2 separate regions of the Homo sapiens genome follow, and region 1 is linked to region 2. Evidence: read pairs that join two places in POLR2A ChIA-PET (ENCODE). Cell type or tissue: OCI-LY7. All regions are shown on one strand. Each heading gives the region's core, and the rest is flanking DNA. Links, peaks and the distances in the headings are about the cores only.

Region 1 (5,808 bases), core at 1,217-5,216, 490 kb after region 2:
AGATTTCCTGATTTCTTGATAGCCTGTCTCATTCCCTGAACTAGCTTTGGCATTTTAGGGCTCCCCTCCTCAACTGTCCCTCTCCAGGAGTTCCCCCTTGATCATTCCTGGGGATGCAGGGAGATGAGAGGTTTAGAGTCAGTCCTGCACTCAGATCCTGGTTCTGCCACTTACTGGCCTTAAGACCTTGAGCAAGGCACTTAATCTTCTGAGCCTCAGTTTCTTTATCTCTGAAATAGGGGTAATAATCTTGACCTGACAAAACTGTTGTAAGGATCATTTGTTTACAATGTTATTTGCATACTATATATATATATTTTTTTTCAAACATGTCAAACATGGCTGACTATGTACTAGACAATATTCTCAGTTTGTTTAAACCTCAAAGCAACCCTCTGAGGTAGAAACTATTATCTCCATGTTACAGATGAGGAAACTGAGGCACGGAGAGGTCAAGTAACTTGCCCATGTGGCAAGCCAGGATTCAAGCTCAGGCAGTTGACGTTAGAGTCCACTTGTCTTAACCATTATGATAGACATGGTATGATTGAACTTATTCATGTGTGGGGCTCCATGTGTTCACTCATGCATTTATTCCAGCCTCCAAGCCTTCACCCCATATTCATTTCCCACACTCATCCTATTTGGGTGTGGAAGACAGCAGATGGAAGGTCATCCCCACTGACCCGTGCTGAGGGCTCGGGCCAAATTCCGGTCTGGCTTCAGCAGGTGTTTGGATGTCTGATCTGGTGGTGGCTGCAGGGAACTGGGGCTGGGGCTAGGGCTTGGCATGGGAGTAGTGGCTTCTGTCGGAAGAAGATGAAACCTCAGTGAGCCTCTTTCTTCTGGCCCCATTCCTTATGTGGTCCCTCTTTATCACCCAGCTTCCTACTCGCCCAGTGCCAGCCCCCTCTTCCCTCTTACCCCTCTTTTTCCCCAGCCCTGGCCCCTCTTCTGCTCCTATGTCATAAACCTTACTCACCCAGGCCTTCACCCATCTGGACAGTGCTCATGTCCTTGACGAGCCCGTTAATGCTGGCTGAGGGGCCAAAGGCAGAGATGGCCCTCGGGGGCCGCTTGCCCGGGACTTTGACTGTTGTTCGCAGCAAGTCCATCTCCTTGCCGTGGGTACTGTGGATGTAATCCTGGAGGGGTACAGGGCCGAGAGTGTAGGGAAGGTTGGGGTCCTTGGTATGCTGGGAAGCAGTCAACATGGTACAGAATAGAGAGGGACTGGGGAGGGGTCTTGGGGGCCAAATGGGTTGTGATGAACATCTAGGGGATGGGCCCATCAGACTTGGCCCAGCAATTGTCTCCTCCAGAAAGCGTTCCCTTCCTGGGTGCTCTCCCACTAGACTGCAAGTTCCTGGGGCAATGTATTTACCTTTACATTCCTGGCATGGGCACATGGTGGGCTCTTAACACATGCCTGCTAAACTTAAGAGAAGAGGACTAGCACTTCCTAGAAATGAGGTTAGTGCTTTGTCAGAGGCATAGACAGGTAGAACTTGAGGGAAATCCAAAGCTGGCCAATGTGGCCCAGTCTCTGCCACTCACGTTAATACTGGGGTGGTAGAGTAGAAAGCCATTACTGGACAGGGTTACATATTTCTTCTTCCATTCTTTGTTCAAGGAATTGCCACTTCGTTTTAGTAGGAAGCTCTGGAGAAAGGGGAAAGACACATGTGGGAAAAAAGCCAACTAAGACCAGCTGCCCCTAGCCTGTCCCAGCCCCTGGATCACTCACCTGTTTGATGGGGATGGCTCGCCCACTCCCTGTTGTCTCTCCCCGACTATCCAAGCTTCGTTTCTCGGAGTCACTACCCCGACGATTCTGGAATGGTTATTGGAATCAGTTTGAGGATGGATAGAGGGATACACTGATGTGACGATAGGGAAGATAGATGAAGAAGGGCCCAACAGAGGAGTCTAGGGACTAGGGAAGATGGGCAGGTCATGGGGGACAGGAGGATGGGGGTCAGCATGTCCATGTCCAATACCGCAAAAAGGCTGGTCCTGCGCTTGGCTGCCCGGTGCAGGGACCCTGGGGTGCTCAATCCAGCCACTGCAGCTGCCTCGGCTCGGAGCTCCCGGTGACCAACATTCGGTGAGGACGGGAGGGAAGAAGAGTAGTCGCTAGTGTGGCCCCCGTTACTAGCCTGGGCACATATGGAAGAGTCAGCAGAGCTGAGATGCCCCCTACTCCACCAAGCTACACTCATATCTCGTTATGGGGAATTTGAGACATTCCTTGATCACCTCACCATTTATTTATGTTGTCATTAATAATTTTTAAAATCCTCACTAACATTGTGACAATGCTTTAAATGTTGTAAAGGTTGATTCACAAGTATTGTGTCATACAATCTTCCTGATAGCCTTGGGAGGTTAGGTGAGTTGCTTAAGGACACTGCAAATGATGTCTCAAATCTGGTTGATTTCCAGTCCAATGCACTTTCTGCCAATAGTTTCACTGCCATTTCCATCTGTTTCCCCACTCCCTGAACCTCCTTGGGTACTCTGTACCTGTCCTAGGATCCCCAGCCCCTCTGCATCTTACCGGCCCCTCTGCAGACTCTGAAACCCCAACTCACCTGGCCAGCTACCGGAGTGGATGCAGCTGAGTGGCTTGGGGAGCTGGGCAGGGACTTGCAGGCAGCCAGAAGCTGTTGCTGCTTGCGCAAGGTCACCACCTTCTGGGCCACTGAGGGGAGTTGACGGAAGGAGGTGTGAGCAGGCCAGATACCCAAGACCACCCTTCCATGCCCAGCTTTGAGAAATCCCCAGTAGACAACACAGGACCCAACTTCCTTGTCACTGTGGCCTCCATGCCACCTGTGGCCTTGCCAGCTCCTCCAGCCCAGAAAGACCTTGCGACTATTAAGCAAACCTTCTCTGGCCTCCCTGATCTCTCCTCCCTCCCACAAAGGCTAATTTCCTGTCACTCACAGAGAGAGGCCTGGATGCCTGACCACTGAGAATATCCCAGGCCCCTTGCTCTGGCTTCCCACATATGCTGGAGATCACTACACTCACCCTCCTGGAAGACCCGATCCACATTGAGCCCATAGGTTGCACAAGTCTCATAGTAGCTGCAGCGTTTCATGTCCGCGCACAGAGCTCTGGCACGAGCATCTCCCACCACCCGAGGGGAGGAAGCACTGATCCTGTCTGAGGGGACAGGAAAGGGGCAGGATTGAACAAGGAGCCCCACCTTGTTCGATTTTTCACAATTCCCTTATCCTTGCACTGGGCCCTCAGGCTGGGTCCACTGGGGATGGGGTGTGAGAGATCATCTTTTCTGTGACCAGGTGGAATGGGAGTACATAAGCCCTTTCTGAGTACTGGGCCCAGTTCACACACCTAGCTGGGTGAGCTGTGTGTGTGTGTGTGTGTGTGTGTGTGTCCTCAAGGAATACTCCAGAGCTGCTGAGTGGTGCTTCCTGACAAGGTCTACATAGCTGAGACCCAGGCGCGAGCGACAATCACCCTGCCCTGCAAATCCATAGAACCCTGAACTGGTGGGAGGACACCAGCTTGTGAACTAGGAAAAGGTTGGGTGCCCATGGGTCATGGCTGGACTGCCCACTCTGCAGCAAGAAACCAGGATGCAAGCAACAGGTGGAGATAGGCACCAGCAGAACAGGCATCCAGACCAAGTCCCACCAGCTCGACACAGGGGAGTGCTGGAAAAGCATTTCCTGGCCCTGGCAGAGTCTGGGAGCCTCTGAGTCACTTCTCTGAGAACTAAAAGGTTTTCTGCTCTCTTCTTTTCATCATCATTTCCTTTGTGTTTTCACTTTGTTTTTGGATAAGTTCCTTTAAAAGGTGTCAGCCTTACCCAGCTGTCGCAAAAAGGAAGATGGAAAAGGTTTCCTATCCACCCTAGGACTTGAGATTTTCTGTGTCCTAGGATGGTGGCACTAGGAAATGGCAGTGTCAGAACACAAGGTAGGTGACATTTCAGGAGAGGCAAGGAGATGGCTACTATAGCTGTCCTTTCCTCCCTGGAGATCCCCTTTTCTCTGCTCAGACCTTGGGAAGTTATTGTTTGGTTTCATGACTCCCTTATTTGGAGACCAGGCTCCCTCCAGAAGGGTACTATAATCCAAGTGGCCATTTCCACACCTTACCAAGTTCTCACCCATGTTGGGCAATATCCCAGTAGCCTCCTTAGGGCCTCCCTTGAAAGCAGTGCTTTCCTAACCCCTCCTTACCTTGTGTCCCCACCAGTGCCAAGGCCAGGCCTCCTCGTCCCTCCCCGCGAAGGGAACTCAGCTGCCCATGGAGACGGCTCACAGCCTGGAAACTGTTCTCATCCTCCAGGCTGAAGACGAAGATCACAGCATCTGCCCAGCCTGAGAACTTGCGGGGAGTGAGGGAGCAAATGGAAAGTCAGACAGGTCTACTCCTCTGGACCCAATCCAGATGAAGACCTGGGAAACCAGAGCCCTCTCCTTTGGCCAGTGCTGACCCCAGCCAGCCTGTCCCCCACCACCTCCACCCTCACCTTGGCATCAGGTGCCCCAGCTTCCTCTCGGATTAGCACCAGATGTGTCTGTCCATCCACCAACATTTCTTTCTTGTACTGCTCACCTGTCCAGAAGAGTTGGAAGGGGTAACAGGTCAGAGGTGACAGGTCACCAAACCTCCCCATGCTCCCAGTGCTTTTGCTATTATGGCCTCATCCTTCCCCCCTGGTCTCCACACCTGCCTAATCATTGATCTCACTCCTGGATCCCTGACCCCAATGGTTAGCTTACTATGGCTCTTCAGAACTCACTCTCTGTCTTCTCCAGCACCTGGTATGAGCCAGTCAGGAATCGGTGGATGAGCGATGACTTCCCACTCCTGGCATCGCCCAGCACACCCTGAGGGCAAGGTTGTGGAGCAGAAATTGTGGGATATAAGAGAAGGCAGGATGCATGGGTCTGGACACTCCAGAAAACCCAGAGAGATAAGTCATCCAAGCAGGACCCTACAGGGCCTGGATGACAGTCATTCCAGAGAGAGCAGTTGGGAGGATCAGAGCAGCTGGGGGGATCAGAGCAGTTGGGAGGATCAGGGCATGAGTGTGGTAAGAAATGATCCCAAGCTCAAAGTGGAGCACGAGCTGAAGAATGTCAGCAATTCAGTACCAGCTTTTTTGTGTGTTGGGTTGTTTAGAAAACATACTAGATATGTTGTGTGTGTGTGTCTCTGTGTGTGTGTGTTTGTAGCATGTCACAGCTCTAGGCACTAGTTGGAAAACTTTACCCAATTCTAGGCAGTACAACATGAAGGCCAAAGGGCAGATACCAGAAATGAGAAGCCTGGAGGAGGACCATGAACAAACAGGAAAAAGGGGATGGCTGCATAAAGACTAGATAGGAAAAACTTGTGAGGAGGCTGTAGCAAACCCCATGTTGGTGCTATGAAGGCAGACTCTCAGGAGAACTGGAAAACGATTCCCTATTCCCAAAGAGAGAGAGAGAGAGAAGGAGAGGTGAAGGGAGAGAGCTGAGAGTGCAGTGGGTGGGAGGTCAGCCTTCCCTATAGGCAAGGGGACTGGGTTACCTACCAGGCGCAGTTCAGGAATGGAGCGGCTCAAAGTCCATTCCTGGCTATTGATCACAGCCTCTGTAACGGGAGAAGGGCAGTAAGAGGGGAGGCTCCTGGCTCAGAAGGACCCCCAACACTGAGCCACCCCTCCTCCCTCTGCAGCTTTCCAACCCCCCCCCAACCCTGCCTGCACTGGAGAGGTGTGTGCAACAGACAGGTTTGAGGGTGGTCCCCAGGCCTCCCATCCCAGCCACTCTCCCCCAGCTG
Region 2 (5,808 bases), core at 1,321-5,320:
CTTCATCTCTGCTTCTGGGCTGCAGATTCGAGATTGCCCTAAGCCCTCTGACCCGGCCTGTCCTAGCCTCTGGCTGCCCTTCTTTCTGCCTCTTGTTCTTTCTGCCTTCTGTCTGCTTCCTGTCTCTGGGTATGTCCATCTCTCTCTTCCCTATTCTGGCTGTGTCTGTCTGCTCTCCCTCTTGCTGCCTTCCCTACCTGGCTTTGTCCCTCTGCATCGGTTTTTCTGTGTCTCTTTGTGTCTCGCTCCCTCCCTCCACATCTCTCCATCTCACTGTGTCTCTCTTTACTAATGCCTCTCTTTGTCTCTGTCTTTATCTCTGTCTCTCCCCAACCCCACTCCCCAGCTCTATTCCTATTCTCTGGGTTGCTGCCTCTGGGGACTGAAGCAGCCCAACAGGGCAGCCCGGAGACGCCTCGGGGCACTGCCCGGGGTCCTCATCCTGGTCACCTCCACATGCCCGTCAACTCCGCGCAGCGTTGATCTTCCCGCTGCGGCTGTGGGACGTGGAGGGGCGCCCGGAAAGGAAGACACAGGGCCCAGCATCTGCTCGGGAGCCCCGGGGCCCCTGACCCCCCTCTGCCATTATTAAGGGCGCCTGGTCCCGAGGCACCGAGATGATCATGATTGCATCAGCCAGACAGAAGCGGAGCCGGGAGCTGCGCGGTGAGCGAACGAGTGAGACAAAGCCGCCCGCGCCATCTGTTTATGCAAAGCGCTCTCCGCCGGGGACCCCGGCGTCCCGGCTCCTGGCCGGGCTTGGGGCAAGGGTCATAAGCCCATTCCCACCCGGCGCCCCCACCGCGCCTTGGCTTCCCCTCTCCTCAGCACCCAGAGGGCCGCTGGGCGAGCGGAACGGAAAGGGGGCGGGGGTGTTGATGTGATTGGAGCGGACGCGGCTGTTTCTTCAATAATGGATGGAGATGATGCGGATGGCGAAGCCGAGCTGGCCGGGAGAGGAGAGAGGAATAGAAATGGGGAAAGGAAGGAGTGGGGGCGGGAGACTCACCCCGGCGCGCGCACACACACACTCGCGCGCGCACGTGCGTCACACTGTCATTCGGATACACGCCGCCGCGCGGCTCACACCCAGGCACACGCCTACGCACTGTCACTGAGACACACATACCTGCAGGCGGAGACGCGATGGCAACACACACTCCCCGCTGGCTCTTCCTGATTTTCACACATACACAGACCTGCAGGCGGAGACGCACGGAAACGCCCCCACGCGGAGGCACACCCGGGCAAAATCACCCAGATGGGAGCTGGGGACGGGGAAGTGGACAAACCCGACAGATATAGACACACTCAGGGGCACAGACACACACCCGGGCACAGAGTCGGACACACCTGGGGCTCAGGTAGACACACCTCACATACCCAGGGAACAAACGGACACACACTAACCACACGCCGGAGATACAGACGTCCATAATTGCCAGGGGCACGGAGAGCCCACCCACACCCACTCAGAGGCTAGCACACCTTAGCATATGCAGGAGTTGCCATCTGTGCCCTGCGGGGTGGAATGTGGCAGGGAGGTCGTCAGGGTCTCCGGAGCAGGCCTTGTTAGCCTAGCAGTATGATGAGGTCTTGGTGACAGGAGGCGCCTGGGGCTGTGGACTAGGAGGCCCGTGCACCAGGGCTTAGCTGTCTGCAAGCTTCCTTGACTGGCCCCTAGGGCGGGTAGCGCCGACGTTGGGCTGCCCCTGAGCAGCAGACCGGGCGGACCCCACTGACCCAAATCGGGCAGTTTCGTGGAGGGAGAGCCTAAAGGGAACACTGGAGCTGCACCGAGAGATTCTCAGGATCCCCAACACTGCTGCTGGTGGGGTTTATAGAAAGGGTCACTCTGTACTCTGCCTTTTCCCCCCGTGCTGCCCAGTCTTCCAACTTCAAGGGGCACGTGTGTGTGTGTGTGCGCGCGCGCGCGCGCTGAGTAGAGTGGGCAGTGGAGGAGGTTGGGGTGCCGGTTGTCTTGTACCCCAGTACCGGCCCTTCCTCGGATCTGTTTTCAATTCAGTCTGCTCCTTGGCCCAGACTTATGACCTTTGCAGCATGCGGCAGTATCATCCATCACCCAGGCGCCGTTTAGGGGGATGGAGGGCGCTGGGAGCTCACATAGGGTCGCTGTCACGCCTGCCGCCCTCTCTGGGGACCTGCTCTCCGGCCCGCGGGCCAGGGCTTAAGAGTCTTGGTGAGTAATGACGGGAGGGTGTGACCGTGGGGCTCGATCGGGACACTGGGTCACATGTCCCCACCCCTGGTACCCTAGCACCCCTCCTTCTAGTTCAGCACAGCCTGTTTCCCCGCTTTTCCCGCCCCCCTTCTCTCGGGCCCTTTGCTTAATTTCCTATTAACTGCTGATAAATCCAATTAAACCGCCGCTCTAATTAGGGACAGCTGCCGGCTCAGTGAGGCTAGGGAGGGGGGCGCCCCCCGAGTGTTGGGGGAGAACAGCCGCTCTCCCTGCTTCTCGGCATCCGCACACCAGCATTGCCGCCCAATGAGCCAGTAAATTGGTTTTGCCTTAGCATTGGCGGGGGTCTCTCGAGGATCTCGGGGGGCTCTGATTTTGAGTCCCTCAGACCTTGATGAATAGAGACGACCCGAGCCCTCGCGGTCCCTCCCCTCATACATTCCTGGTAGGTGGATTTCAAGGAAGGATAAGGACAGAATGCTTGATTTGCGTGTGGTTGGTGTGTGTGTTTGCCTGTGATCTGTTCCTATTCCAGCTCAATCGCGATTAAAGGGGGGGGTCTTCTTTAATGACTCCGCCCCCACCCCCTCAGGCATCCGGGACCGTCAAGGGCAAAGGGAACAGAAAACTGAACCCGGTTCTGCAGAGTCTTCTTGTGTGCTTCCCTACCCCCATCACACCTCAGCCTTCTGGAAGGGGGGCGCGCCCGTCCCAGGCCTCCTCTTCCCCAGCCCAGCTGAGCCTCTGCCCTCCCCCCGCCAGCAGCAGATGGTGCCCGGGCTCCCGCTGCCAACCTTGCTAGGCGGTGCCAACCTCGGTCCTGGCAGACAACGGGCAGACGAGAAGAGGAGCTCCTGGCTGGCCAAGCCGACCCTCCCCCACCCGGCATCGAGCTCAAGACCCCCCCCACACACGCCTGCCCCACTCCAGCGACCACCCCAGCCTGCCTCTCACTGGGTCCGCTCTCAGGTCCCCAAACTCCTCGTCTCCTTCTGCTCCCTTCCCCACACCTTCCTGCTCCTCGCCACCTGCCGCCCTGACCAGGGCCGGCGTATTTGCATATTTGCATATGCAAATAATAACATTTGCATACGGTGCTCCGCAGGGGTGTCTCCGCGAGAGCCGGTTAGCTGTCTGCCCTCCGTTCTCACTCGGTACCTGTCGGAAAGGGTTAGGGCAGGGGCCGCGCGGGTGGGGTTAGGCCCCCGGCCTAGCTAGCTCGGTTCTCGGAGGACTTGAGGAAGTGTTGCCATGGAGACGGCACGCACCCCACCCCCTCCCAGGCCCAGGGTCTCGGGCTTGGTGTCTCTGGTTGTCTCCCCTTACCCACCCTCCACCCCCTCCCCATCCCTCGCTCTCCAACCGAGATCTTGCATCGCCCCCTGGCGGCCTAGCTCGGCGCCAAGCCAGATTCCGAAATGCAAGGGGCTGCCTGCGGCTAAATCGCCAAGAGCAAGGGGGGACTTACCCTACTACAAGATCCTGCTCCCAACCGCTGGGGCGCGGGGGCGGCGACTCCAGCCCTGCGCTCCCCTTTCTTTACTGACTACAGAGGCCTCACCTGGCGGGCGCACTTCCCACCTCCCGCCAACCTCAGCCCAGATGGGTCTCAGGTTACCCGATGGTAACGAGGCGGGACAGCTAGGGAGGATTCTCCACCCCTCCGCAGGCCCTCTCCTCAACCCCAGTTAAATAACAACTTTTCTAAGTTTTGTCAAAAGTTTAATAAATTCGCAACATTCGACAGTTCGCCCTCCCTCGCCCCCGCCCCCCGCCCCAGTCCCTGGCTCCTCCTAGTAGATACGCGTTTTTTTCCAGCTCTTGCAAGCGGGGCCTGAAAGGTTTCGGGTCCGGGCTGCTCTGGGCAGCAGGTATCCGAGGCCCCAGGCTGGGGAAGGGGGCGAGAACCAGTCCCTTCCCGGAAGCCCCGTCGCGCTCAGGCGGGCCTTCCTACCCCTCCTCTCCCAGCAGTCCCGTTGCTTTCGCCCCCCTCCCCAAACTCCACTGGGCCCGCCCAGAATGGGGTGTGGGTGTCTCCCGCTTGCAGGCGCCCGCACGCCTAAATTTCCTCTAGAAAGTCGGTGGGAAACAGCCCCACCTTGCGGCCGGTGTAGACCTTGACGTAGCCGCCCGCTTCGTCTCCTTTCTGCACCACGATCTAGAAGATTAAAGGATCAGAAGTAGGAGAGGAATCAAAGGAAAAGGTAGGAGAGGACAGCAGGGGAGCCGGGGTTTACAGGGGCTCACCCTAGTCTTATTAATGGTTAAGCTCTCCAAGGAGTGTGGTGGGCTAGGGAGCATTCAGGCCTGGGATTGGGTTGGGGCAACAGCCTACCTGGTCCTTCTTGAGAGTGATCTGCCCTATCTCGCGGTTCCCCACGAAGGATCTCGTCACGCGGTGCACACGTTCTCCAGCCCGGACCCGAATGATGAAGTTTGGAGGGAAAAATCCGACCTTCTCCCCGATTTTCCCCTAGGGAAGATAGTAGGGAGAGTCCATCTCTCAATGTCGGGTTCTGGACTCAACCCACACTCCACCCTAGCCCTAGCCATTTCTCTCACCCGCCACCATTCTTCATTGGAGTCATCAATGACTGTGATCTTCTCTCCTGGCCTGGGAGGGGAAGGGAGGGGCCTCACTCACATAGCAGGTCCCCTGCTGTGCCCCGGGTCCAGCATCAATAGGCTCCAAGCCCTGAGTCCCCCCTTTTCCTTTCCCTTGGGGGAACCCAGCTCTTTCCTCTTCACTCCGCAGTACCAGCCCCCTGCCCCAAGGCCTCTCACGGGAAATCCAGATCGTCCTTCTCCAGGGCTTTGAACCGATAGAGAGCCACAAAGTAATGAGACTGCTGGAAGCCAGGCTGCTTGTGCTGGGGGTGCAAGGGAATGATGAGTCTTAGGGCTCCTCTACCCCACACTGAGGGGCAGGATTCCAAGGCAGGGACATTCACCACACACTCTACACTCCAACTCTCTTCTAGGTCCCTGAACTGAGAGAAGTGTTTTGGTCGTGGGTGGGTGTGCAAGTTGATGGAGAGTGTGGGTCAGAAGTGATGGGAAGCCTAGGAGTTAAAGAGTGAGCTTCTGCCAGGGCCATGAGTAGTGGTGTCAGAGCTGGGTTGGGGAGAGAACTGGGTTCCTTGCAGGGAGGAAGGATTCTTACCTTGTCATCAGGTGTCTTCTTCTCAGCCTTCTTATCCCCTTCAGGGTTTCCTGGGATAGGAAACACCAACAAATTGTCTGTCTCCTGGAGGGCAATTCTTATTCTCTTACCCTTTTGTGGAAGGGCCTCGTCTATCCAAAGCTGGCCTGCCCTTTGCTCCTCCACCCTCTGTTCCACAGCTGAGCCTCTGATCCTACTCCATCTCTGGATGGAGGTGGGTAACACTCACCATCCTGGGGTTTGCCTTCCTCTGGTCTGGCCGACTCTGGCTCCTCCTCCATCATGGCTGCTACAGGCTGGAGGGGGCACCAGAGTTAGGGAGACGCTGTCTTGGGAACACATGCCCTGGCTGTCTATAATCAGGTCAGAGAACTATAGAATAATGGGATCTCAGAGATCTCAGAGTTGGAAGAGGCCTTGGAGGAAATATCTAGTTCAGCCA

What was found. ChIA-PET counts read pairs that join two places held together with the same protein. Peaks named below come from ENCODE experiments on the same cell type or tissue, not always from the same donor. Only the 100,000 strongest peaks of a DNase experiment are listed, where the experiment ranks them.
Region 1: POLR2A ChIA-PET joins it to region 2 with 7 read pairs; 2 of 35 experiments call an interaction of 5 or more read pairs at or near these places.

Annotation. Positions count from the first base shown.
Region 1 is chr12:57,729,809-57,735,616 of GRCh38, forward strand. It overlaps AGAP2 (ArfGAP with GTPase domain, ankyrin repeat and PH domain 2), which reads right to left. Exons shown (of 19, transcript NM_001122772.3): 2 at 5,561-5,619; 3 at 4,784-4,871; 4 at 4,511-4,596; 5 at 4,218-4,365; 6 at 3,037-3,171; 7 at 2,595-2,704; 8 at 2,001-2,159; 9 at 1,748-1,834; 10 at 1,558-1,662; 11 at 983-1,145; 12 at 687-806. Among named protein-coding and RNA genes, the nearest start is that of AGAP2, 6.0 kb to the right of the region's middle. RefSeq lists an enhancer at 3,822-5,021. In OCI-LY7, for the core only: no CTCF peak of the experiment used is centred there; no DNase peak of the experiment used is centred there.
Region 2 is chr12:57,239,550-57,245,357 of GRCh38, forward strand. It overlaps STAC3 (SH3 and cysteine rich domain 3), which reads right to left. Exons shown (of 12, transcript NM_145064.3): 7 at 5,596-5,662; 8 at 5,367-5,416; 9 at 4,988-5,073; 10 at 4,766-4,817; 11 at 4,539-4,676; 12 at 3,909-4,361. The coding sequence ends at 4,263. It also overlaps a transcript of COXFA4L2 not described here. Among named protein-coding and RNA genes, the nearest start is that of COXFA4L2, 5.4 kb to the left of the region's middle. RefSeq lists enhancers at 1-868, 448-537, 2,679-3,582. In OCI-LY7, for the core only: CTCF peaks have their summits at 2,482, 3,590 (motif pointing left) and 4,318 (motif pointing left); DNase peaks (open chromatin) are centred at 1,632, 2,142, 3,322, 4,272 and 2 weaker places; H3K4me3 peaks cover 3,345 bases; H3K27ac peaks cover 2,988 bases.